2 separate regions of the Homo sapiens genome follow, and region 2 is linked to region 1. Evidence: chromatin contacts called from ENCODE Hi-C or POLR2A ChIA-PET data. All regions are on one chromosome and are shown on one strand. Each heading gives the region's core, a stretch centred on a gene start or an enhancer-like site at or near the end of the contact. The rest is flanking DNA. Distances are from core to core; before and after follow the strand shown.

Region 1 (3,790 bases), core at 699-3,198:
AGCTACTCCAGAGGCTGAGGCAGGAAAATCGCTTGAGCCAGGGAGGCGGAGGTTGCAGTGAGCCGAGATCTCACCACTGCACTCCAGCCTGGGTGACAGAGCGAGACTCCATCTCAAAAAAAAAAAAAAAAGGATGTTTGCCAAAATGTTAATAATGGTTGTCTTTAGAAGGAGGGCTTTTTGTGCTGTTTACTTTCTTCTTGATATTTTTTAGCAATTTGTTTTTGCAATGAGCATTTACTAGTTTTATATTTTTTAAACTATTTACCTTGAAAAAATTAGGTAAATCTATACTTACCATATAAAATACATTTATTTTGTAGTGAGTGAAAATGAGGGTTACAAAATATATACATAGTATAATATCATGTTCATATTTTATAGTTTTATACATAAATTTACATATTTTAGTTTAAGTGTTTATAAATACAAAAATACATTCACACATTTGAACATATATATAATATGCATATACATTTTACATGTATATATAAAAAGTTTTAAAACATATATTTTTATTTTTTAAGATTACTCTTTTTTTCTTTTTTTTTTTTGAGACAGAGTCTCACACTGTCGCCCAGGCTGGAGTAGAGTGGCACGATCTTGGCTCACTGCAACCTCCACCTCCCGGCTTCAAGCGATTCTCTCGCCTCAGCTTCCCAAGTAGCTGAGGTTACAGGCGCCCACCACCACGCCCAGCTAATTTTTTGTATTTTTAGTAGGGACGAGGTTTCACTACATTGGCCAAGCTGGTCTCAAACTCCTGACCTCGTGATCCACCTGCCTCAGCCTCCCAAAGTGTTGGGATTACAGGCGTGAGCCACTGTGCCTGGCCAAGATTACTCTTATATTTTGAATAATAATTGTATTTCCATTCTGGGGAAAAGAGTAATATTTTGGAAACCAGGCGCAGTGGCTCACGCCTGTAATCCCAGCACTTTAGGAGGCCGAGGCGGATGGATCATCTGAGGTCAGGAGTTCGAGACCACCCTGGCCAACATAGCAAAACCGTGTCTCTACTAAAAATACAAAAATCAGCCAGGCATGGTGGCGGGCACCTATAATCCCAGCTACTCGGGAGTCTGAGGCAGGATAATTTCTTGAACCTGGGAGGTGGAGGTTGTAGTGAGCCGAGATTGTGCCACTGCATTCCAGCCTGGTGGACCGAGTGAGACCCTATCTCAAAAAAAAAAAAAAAAAGTATGATTTTGGGCTAAGTCTTGGAGGGGTAGGGACGGCCAGTCCAGGGCAGCCCAGGCTGAGGGCACAGCATGTACCAAAAACACAAAGCCACAGCAGAGCAGGGCCATGCGTGGCACACGCTGCTCCTGGCACCTGATAGCACCAGTGTTCTGTCCTCCTGGAAACTCTCCTCTTGCATTTCTGGGTCACTGTTCTCTCCAGGCTGCCCAGTCAGCCAAGCAGGCACCTGGGCACAGAGGGGCCCTGAGGGATTGAGGCTGTCCCGGGTAGGGGCTCCGTAAGGGGGAAGCCAACCTACTTTGCAGTGTTCCTGAGGCTCAGGCCCGTGTGCCACAGTGAGAGGGCGCGAACTCCACGGTCCGTGGACTTGGGTTCAGCTGAGGCACCACCAGCTCCTGGGTGGCACTCGGCCAAGGCACTTTACCTCCCTGGGACTCAGTGTGTTTATCCAGGGGTATGAACAATAAGAACCTCTGGCCCACAGGCTTAATGAGAGAATTAAATAAGACATGGGAACAGCTCCTTTCAACTAACTGTTTATTACCAGAAGGTGCCCAATAACCAGGCATGGCAAAAGCCCAAAGGCAAAAACACAAAGCCCTGACATTTAACAGGTTCTTTTTTTGCTAAGAAACCAGCGCTGGAGACAAGTACTTGTGATATATCCTCGTGGCTGGACTTGTTGGTCACAAGTTCTAATTATGGAAATGCCCTCTGACAAAAGAGCCTGTTGATGTGAGTCACTATGGGTGGTTTAACTCTCTAGGCCTGGGCTGCTCCTAAGAATCATTTGCAGATACATCTATCTACCTAGCTATTTTTTTTTTTTTGAGACAGGGTCTCACTCTGTCACCCACTCTTCACTCTGTGAAGTGCAGTGGCACAATCAGGGCTCACTTTATCCTTGACCTCCTGGGCTCAAGCATTCTTTCCACCTCAGCCCTCTGAGCAGCTAAGACTATAGGTGTGTGCCACCATGCCGAGCTAATTTTTTTATTCTTGTTTTGAATTGTAGTATAGATGTCTCACTATATTATCCAGGCTGGCCTTGAATTCCTGAGCTCAAGCAGTCCTCCCACCTCGGCCTCCCAAAGTGCTGGGATTACAGGCATGAGCCACCGCACCCGGCCCATAAGATACATATGTTTTTTTTAAAATAATGCAGTGAGTTGTTTTGTTTTGGTTTTTGTGTTTTTTTAGAGACAAGGTGACATTCTGTTGCCCAGGCTGTGCTCTCACAGCTCACTGCCGCCTTGACCTCCTGGGTTCAGGCAATCCTTTCACCCCAGCCTCCACGTAGCTGGGACTACAGGCATATGCCACCACACCCTGGTTAATCTTAATTTTTTTTTTTAGAGATGGAGTCTTGCTATGTTGCCCAGTCTGGTCTTGAGTTCCTGGACTCCAGTGATCCACCCCCCTCAGCCTCCCAAAGTGCACCACCATGCCCAGTTAATTTTGTATTTTTAGTAGAGACAGGGTTTTTCCATGTGGTCAGGCTGGTCTCAAACTCCTGACCTCAGGTGATCTGCCTACCTTGGCCTCCCAAAGTGCTGGGATTACAAGTGTGAGCCACTGAGCCTGGTCGCTACTTGTTCTTATTGTGCATTTATATCCTGAAGAAATGGAATCTGCCATTTGCTGTAGCAGCGATCCAGAAAAACAAAGTGTAGTTGTTGGAATAAAACACAACTAACTGACATTGAGTGTCACCTGGGGGTGACCCAGCACAGCAAGAATGGATCAGCTTAAGCAGGTGTGGTGGCATGCACCTGTGGTCCCAGCTACTTAGGAGGCTGAAGTGGGAGGATCACCTGGCCCAGGAGAACGAGGCTGCGGTAAGCCAAGATCATGCCACTGCACTCCAGCCTGGGCAACAGAGCAAGATCCTGTCTCAAAAAAAAAAAAAAAGAATCAAAGAATGGATCAGCCTCATATCATCCAAGCTCATAGAGACAATGATGTAGAAAAACCCCAATGGCTTTGTATTGAATCGTCACCTTCAGAGGGCTGGGGACATAGGTTCATAGATAGTACCTTCACTCCCGGGAGGCACGGGAAGACAATTCCTTTTTGGTTTTTTTTTGAGACAGAGTTTCACTCTTGCCACCCAGGCTGGAGTGCAGTGGTGCAGTCTCAGCTCACTGCAACCTCTGCCTCCTGGGTTCAAGTGCTTCTCCTGCCTTAGCCTCCCAAGTAGCTAGCATTATAAGTGCCCATCACCACACCCAGTTAATTTCTGTATTTTTAGTAGAGACGGGGTTTCTCCATGTTGGCCAGGGTGGTCTCGAACTCCTGACCTCAGGTGATCCACCCACGTTGGCCTCCCGAAGTGCTGGGATTACAGGCATGAGCCACCACGCCCGGCCGGGAAGCCAATTTATAACAAGCTTTCTTGGTAAACATGGGTAATTAGTTGATGACCCTAATGGTCCCTACCCCTCAAAGTTTGGTGCATCCTCTTTCTCTCTCCCAGCCGTGTGAGGACACAACATGAAGTTGGTCATCTCAGGACCAGGAAGAGAGCCCTCCCCAGAACCCAACTATACTTGCACTTGACTTTGGACTTCCTAGCCTCTGCTGTGAG
Region 2 (4,213 bases), core at 155-2,654, 3.2 Mb after region 1:
TGGCCTCCTGAGTAGCTGGGATTACAGGCGTGCACCACCACACCCAGCTAATTTATATATATATATATTTTTTTTTGAAACGGAGTCTCGCTCTGTCGCCCAGGCTGGAGTGCAGTGGCACCATCTCAGCTCACTGCAAGCTCTGCCTCCCGGGTTCACGCCATTCTCCTGCCTCAGCCTCCCGAGTAGCTGGGACTACAGGCGCCCGCCACCACACCCGGCTAATTTTTTGTATTTTTAGTAGAGATGGGGTTTCACTATGTTGGCCAGGCTGGTAATTTCTCTATTTTTAGTAGAGACGGGGTTTTGCCATGTTGGCCAGGCCGGTCTCGAACTCCTGACCTCAGGTGATCTGCCAGCCTCAGCCTCCCAAAATGCTGGGATTACAGGCGTGAGCCACTGTGCCCGCTAATGGATTTTCTAGAGAATTGCTGTGCTGCATTTTTCTTTTATTTTGTAAGATTCTTTAAGGAATGAGAGTAGGGTGCTTCTGTGATCGGTAAACAAGAACATGGGCTTTACCATAAGAGGGACTTGGATTCAAATCCAGGCTTCTGTGTTTACTGAGCTGTGTGGCCTTAGGCAAATGCCAGCCTCTCTGCGTGTTGCTTGCCTTACCTATAACACCTATGCGGCAGTTTCAGTTTATTGTTAAACATCAAATGCAGAAACTGCTGCAGTGCCAGGCATGGGATAGGAATTGGGGGTAGCTTTTTTTTTTTTTTTTCCCTAGAGACAGGGTCTCACTCTGTTGCCCAGGCTGGTGTACACTGGTGCAGTCATAGCTCACTGCAGCCTGCTGGGCTCAAGTAATCTTCCAGTCTCAGCCTCCCCAGGAGTTAGGACTACAGAGGCGTGCGACAACATCTGGTTAATTTTTTTAAATTTTCTTAGAGTTGGGGTCTTCCTATGTTGCCCGGGCTGAGGGGCAGCTATTTTTATTTTTATCTGCTTCTTTTTCACTCCCTTTTTTTTGCCTGCCTTCTTTCCTCTCTATCTATCATCCTCTTTGTTTCATTTGGGTTTTTGCTTTGGCAGTTTCCCCCCAAAGAAACTGGAAACCAGGCTGGGCGTGGTGGCTCACACCTGTAATCCCAGCATTTTGGGAGGCGGAGGCGGGTGGATCACCTGAGGTCGGGAGTTCGAGACCAGCCTGGCTACCATGGTGAAACCCCGTTTCTACTAAAAAAAAAAACACACACACACAAAAATTAGCTGGGCATGCTGGCGTGCACCTGTAATCCCAGCTACTCAGGAGGCTGAGGCAGGAGAATTGCTTGAACTTGGGAGGTGGAGGTTGCAGTGAGCCAGGATGGAACCACTGCACTCCAGCTTGGGTGAAAGGTGACACTCTGTCTTAAAAAAACAAAAACAAAACTGGAAACCAGTGTGTGAAATTGACGGGCTGTAGCATCACCTTTGCCACCCTGCAGTGATAGAGGAGCTAAAAGTCCCCTGAGAGAGCAGTCGTGTTGATGGTGGTTGAAGTGGGAGGGTGGAAATGGAGAAGTTCAGCCTTATATTAATAGGATCTGTAAGTAAAATTCACAAGCACCCCACCCGTGTGGTTGGCTGAGCACCACAGGTGTAAATTATTATTAACTCCATACCCAACAGAATTCAGCTCTCCTCTATTTTTACTATAGGAAAACACACAATAGCTGTGTATTTTGATTTTTAATTTTTTTCTTTTTCCCTCTGTGACTCAAGCCGAAGAGCAATAGCTATTTTTTAAAGTTAGCATTGTGTTCAGGCACATAGTAAACATTCCTCAATGGTGAGAATTTTAATATTCTTTTCTTTTCTTTTTTTTATTTTTTGAGATAGAGTCTCACTCTGTTGCCCAGGCTGGAGTGCAGTGGTGTAATCTCGGCTCACCATAACCTCCGCCTCCCAGGTCCAAGCCTCAGCCTCCCAAGTAGCTGGGATTACAGGTGCCCACCACCATGCCCAGCTCATTTTTATATTTTTTAGTAAAGATGAAATTTCACCATGTTGTCCAGGCCGGTCTCGAACTCCTGGCCTCAAGTGATCCACCCACCTTGGCCTCCCAAAGTGCTGGGATTATAGCATGAGCCACTGCACCCAGCCTTAATGTTCATTTTTCAGCATGTAATTAAGGCAAGATTAATAGAAAATGGGGTCCCAGATTGCCTCGCCCCAACCCCATCTTCTTTTGGCTTTTGGAGTATGAAAAGGGGGACGTGCTGTGGTCTCTGCCTGAAGCTGGCTCGCCCGGGAGCCCTGCCGGACCCGTAAGGAGGAGAACAAACCCTGGCAAATCCGACTGGCCCGAAGTGGATTTGCTAGAGTGACAGGCAGCAAAATTAATTCAGTAAGGCATTCGTAAGTGTATCACTTCACAAAGGAGTCAAAACTGCAGGAATCTGAACGAAAAGATGCCAAGCAAAAGGACTGGGAGAAGACCTGCCTACTATGTACATTTGACTCTGTTTTGTGCCTTAAGAGTTACGTGAGAGGCTGACTCTAACGTGGTTAGAATGGAGAACCCAGGGAGGCTTCCTTCAGGACGAAGAGTGAGGAGGGAAAGCTGCCAGGATGCAAGGCTGCTCTGGCAACAGGTTCTTCTCTCCTGCCCCCCAGCCCCTGCGTCTCTTTCTCTGTTGTCCAGTCCTCTACAAATTGTCCAGCCCACTGCAGGGAGCCAGTCTGATGGATTCAATAGTTTGCCCCATTGGAGGGAGTCCTCATGGGCCACCTGTCAGCCAATGGACCTATTCTGGTCAAGTGTCCTCCCCTGATCTCCAGTGACTTAGGTGGCACCCAGTCTGGCTTGCCTGGCCACCTCCCACCTCTGGTGGAGGGCAGGCATCATGCATGTGTTTGGAAAATACATTTGATTTTAGAGTTTAATTCTGGACAGTGGTCTTGGGACTGTCTTCAATAGCAAGGATCATGTGACCAAGTCCCCATTTCTTTTCACATTTCAGCTGCCTAATTTACTCCTAAAATGTACTCTGTGTGCTGGGTGGGGAAATTCTGAACTGGCTTCTGATTCTGGCTCTAACATCAGGGGACCAGCCTTAAGACTTGGAGCAAGCTGCCACTTCCTAGGGTCCCAGTTTGCTGCCCTGTGGCACAGCAGGGTTAGGAGGGAGGAGCACAAGCTAACCTGCCATCACCCCGTGGCTGAGTTGGGATTTTGAACTGCTGTTGTTATACATAATAACTTCTATGGCTTCGGGCACCGAGAGAGGGAGGCCCTAATTCCTTTACCAGAACTGGAACCCTTGTGTACATAATAACATTTTTAGGAATCTATGTTCATAGCTGGGGACAGAGTGGCAGAATGGTGAAATGTTCCCACTGGTGTCACACCCATCTCAGCGAGAGTCAGCCTTTGTCACAGACCTGCTCCGTGACCTCGGGAAGATGATCTGACCTCTCGACACCTGGTTTTCCTCCTCTGGGAAGTGGGGATACTAATAGGTCCTCCCCCCTGGCTTATTGGAGGAGTAAGAGGCAACACATGCAAAGCAGTTAACCAGGAGCCTGGGTAGGGACCTGGCTGTGAGTTCAGAGCCTGGGATTTGTGGGATGGCCAGTGTATGCACTTCCAGTGACTGCTGGCATTACCACAAACCCTTGGTAGATTAAGACAACAGAAATCTACTCTCTCACAGTTCTAGAGGCCAGAAGTCTAAACTCCTTACTGCTCAGTTGTGCACTGGCTGCGGGCTCCAGGGGAGAATCTGTTCCTGGTCTCTTCCAGCTTCTGGTGGCCAGCCGCATTCCTTGGCTCGTGGCTGCATCGCTCCAGTCTTCAAGGTCAGCATCTTCAAATCTCTCTCTGCTCCATCTTCACACGGCCTTCTCCTCGGTGTGTCTGATATCCCTCTGTCTCCCTCTTACAGAGATACCTGCATTGGCCAGATGCAGTGGCTCACACCTGTAATCCCAGTGCTTTGGGAGGCTGAGGTGGGAGGATCACTTGGGGCCAGGAATTGAAGATTATGCTGGGCAACATAGTAAGACCCCGTCTCTACAAAATAAACAGAAAAGAACTGTATTTAGGGCCCACCCATGTAATCCAGGATAATCTCCTTCCATGTCAAGACCCTTACTTAATCACATCTGCAAAGACCCTTGTATTCACAGGTTCTGGGGATCAGGGTGTGGATATATTTTGGGGAGGGAGACATTTCCAGCCTGTCACACCCAGCTGCGGGGGACATGTTCAAGTTGGCTGTCC

What was found. Hi-C counts contacts between places; a loop is a spot of excess contacts on that map. ChIA-PET counts read pairs that join two places held with the same protein, here RNA polymerase II (POLR2A). Pooled maps may share reads with other maps.
Region 2: a map of heart right ventricle shows a loop between it and region 1 (22-fold over the local background). The contact joins two enhancer-like sites. A Hi-C loop is called at or near these places in 9 of 168 maps with a recorded cell type or tissue (CD4-positive, alpha-beta T cell, GM11168, GM12878 and 6 more), 4 of 37 single-sample maps with no recorded cell type and 7 of 50 pooled maps. POLR2A ChIA-PET finds 5 or more read pairs at or near these places in 4 of 52 experiments (CD4-positive, alpha-beta memory T cell, OCI-LY7, activated CD4-positive, alpha-beta memory T cell and 1 more).

Annotation. Positions count from the first base shown.
Region 1 is chr17:64,987,353-64,991,142 of GRCh38, forward strand. No RefSeq gene overlaps it. Among named protein-coding and RNA genes, the nearest start is that of GNA13, 67 kb to the right of the region's middle. Within about 2 kb of position 1,949, at least 22 of the 41 ENCODE cell types and tissues checked have a DNase peak (open chromatin) inside an H3K27ac peak, as active enhancers do; they include OCI-LY7 and natural killer cell, where a contact is called at or near this core.
Region 2 is chr17:68,223,832-68,228,044 of GRCh38, forward strand. It overlaps a transcript of AMZ2 not described here. Among named protein-coding and RNA genes, the nearest start is that of AMZ2, 22 kb to the right of the region's middle. Within about 2 kb of position 1,405, at least 4 of the 41 ENCODE cell types and tissues checked have a DNase peak (open chromatin) inside an H3K27ac peak, as active enhancers do; they include OCI-LY7 and natural killer cell, where a contact is called at or near this core.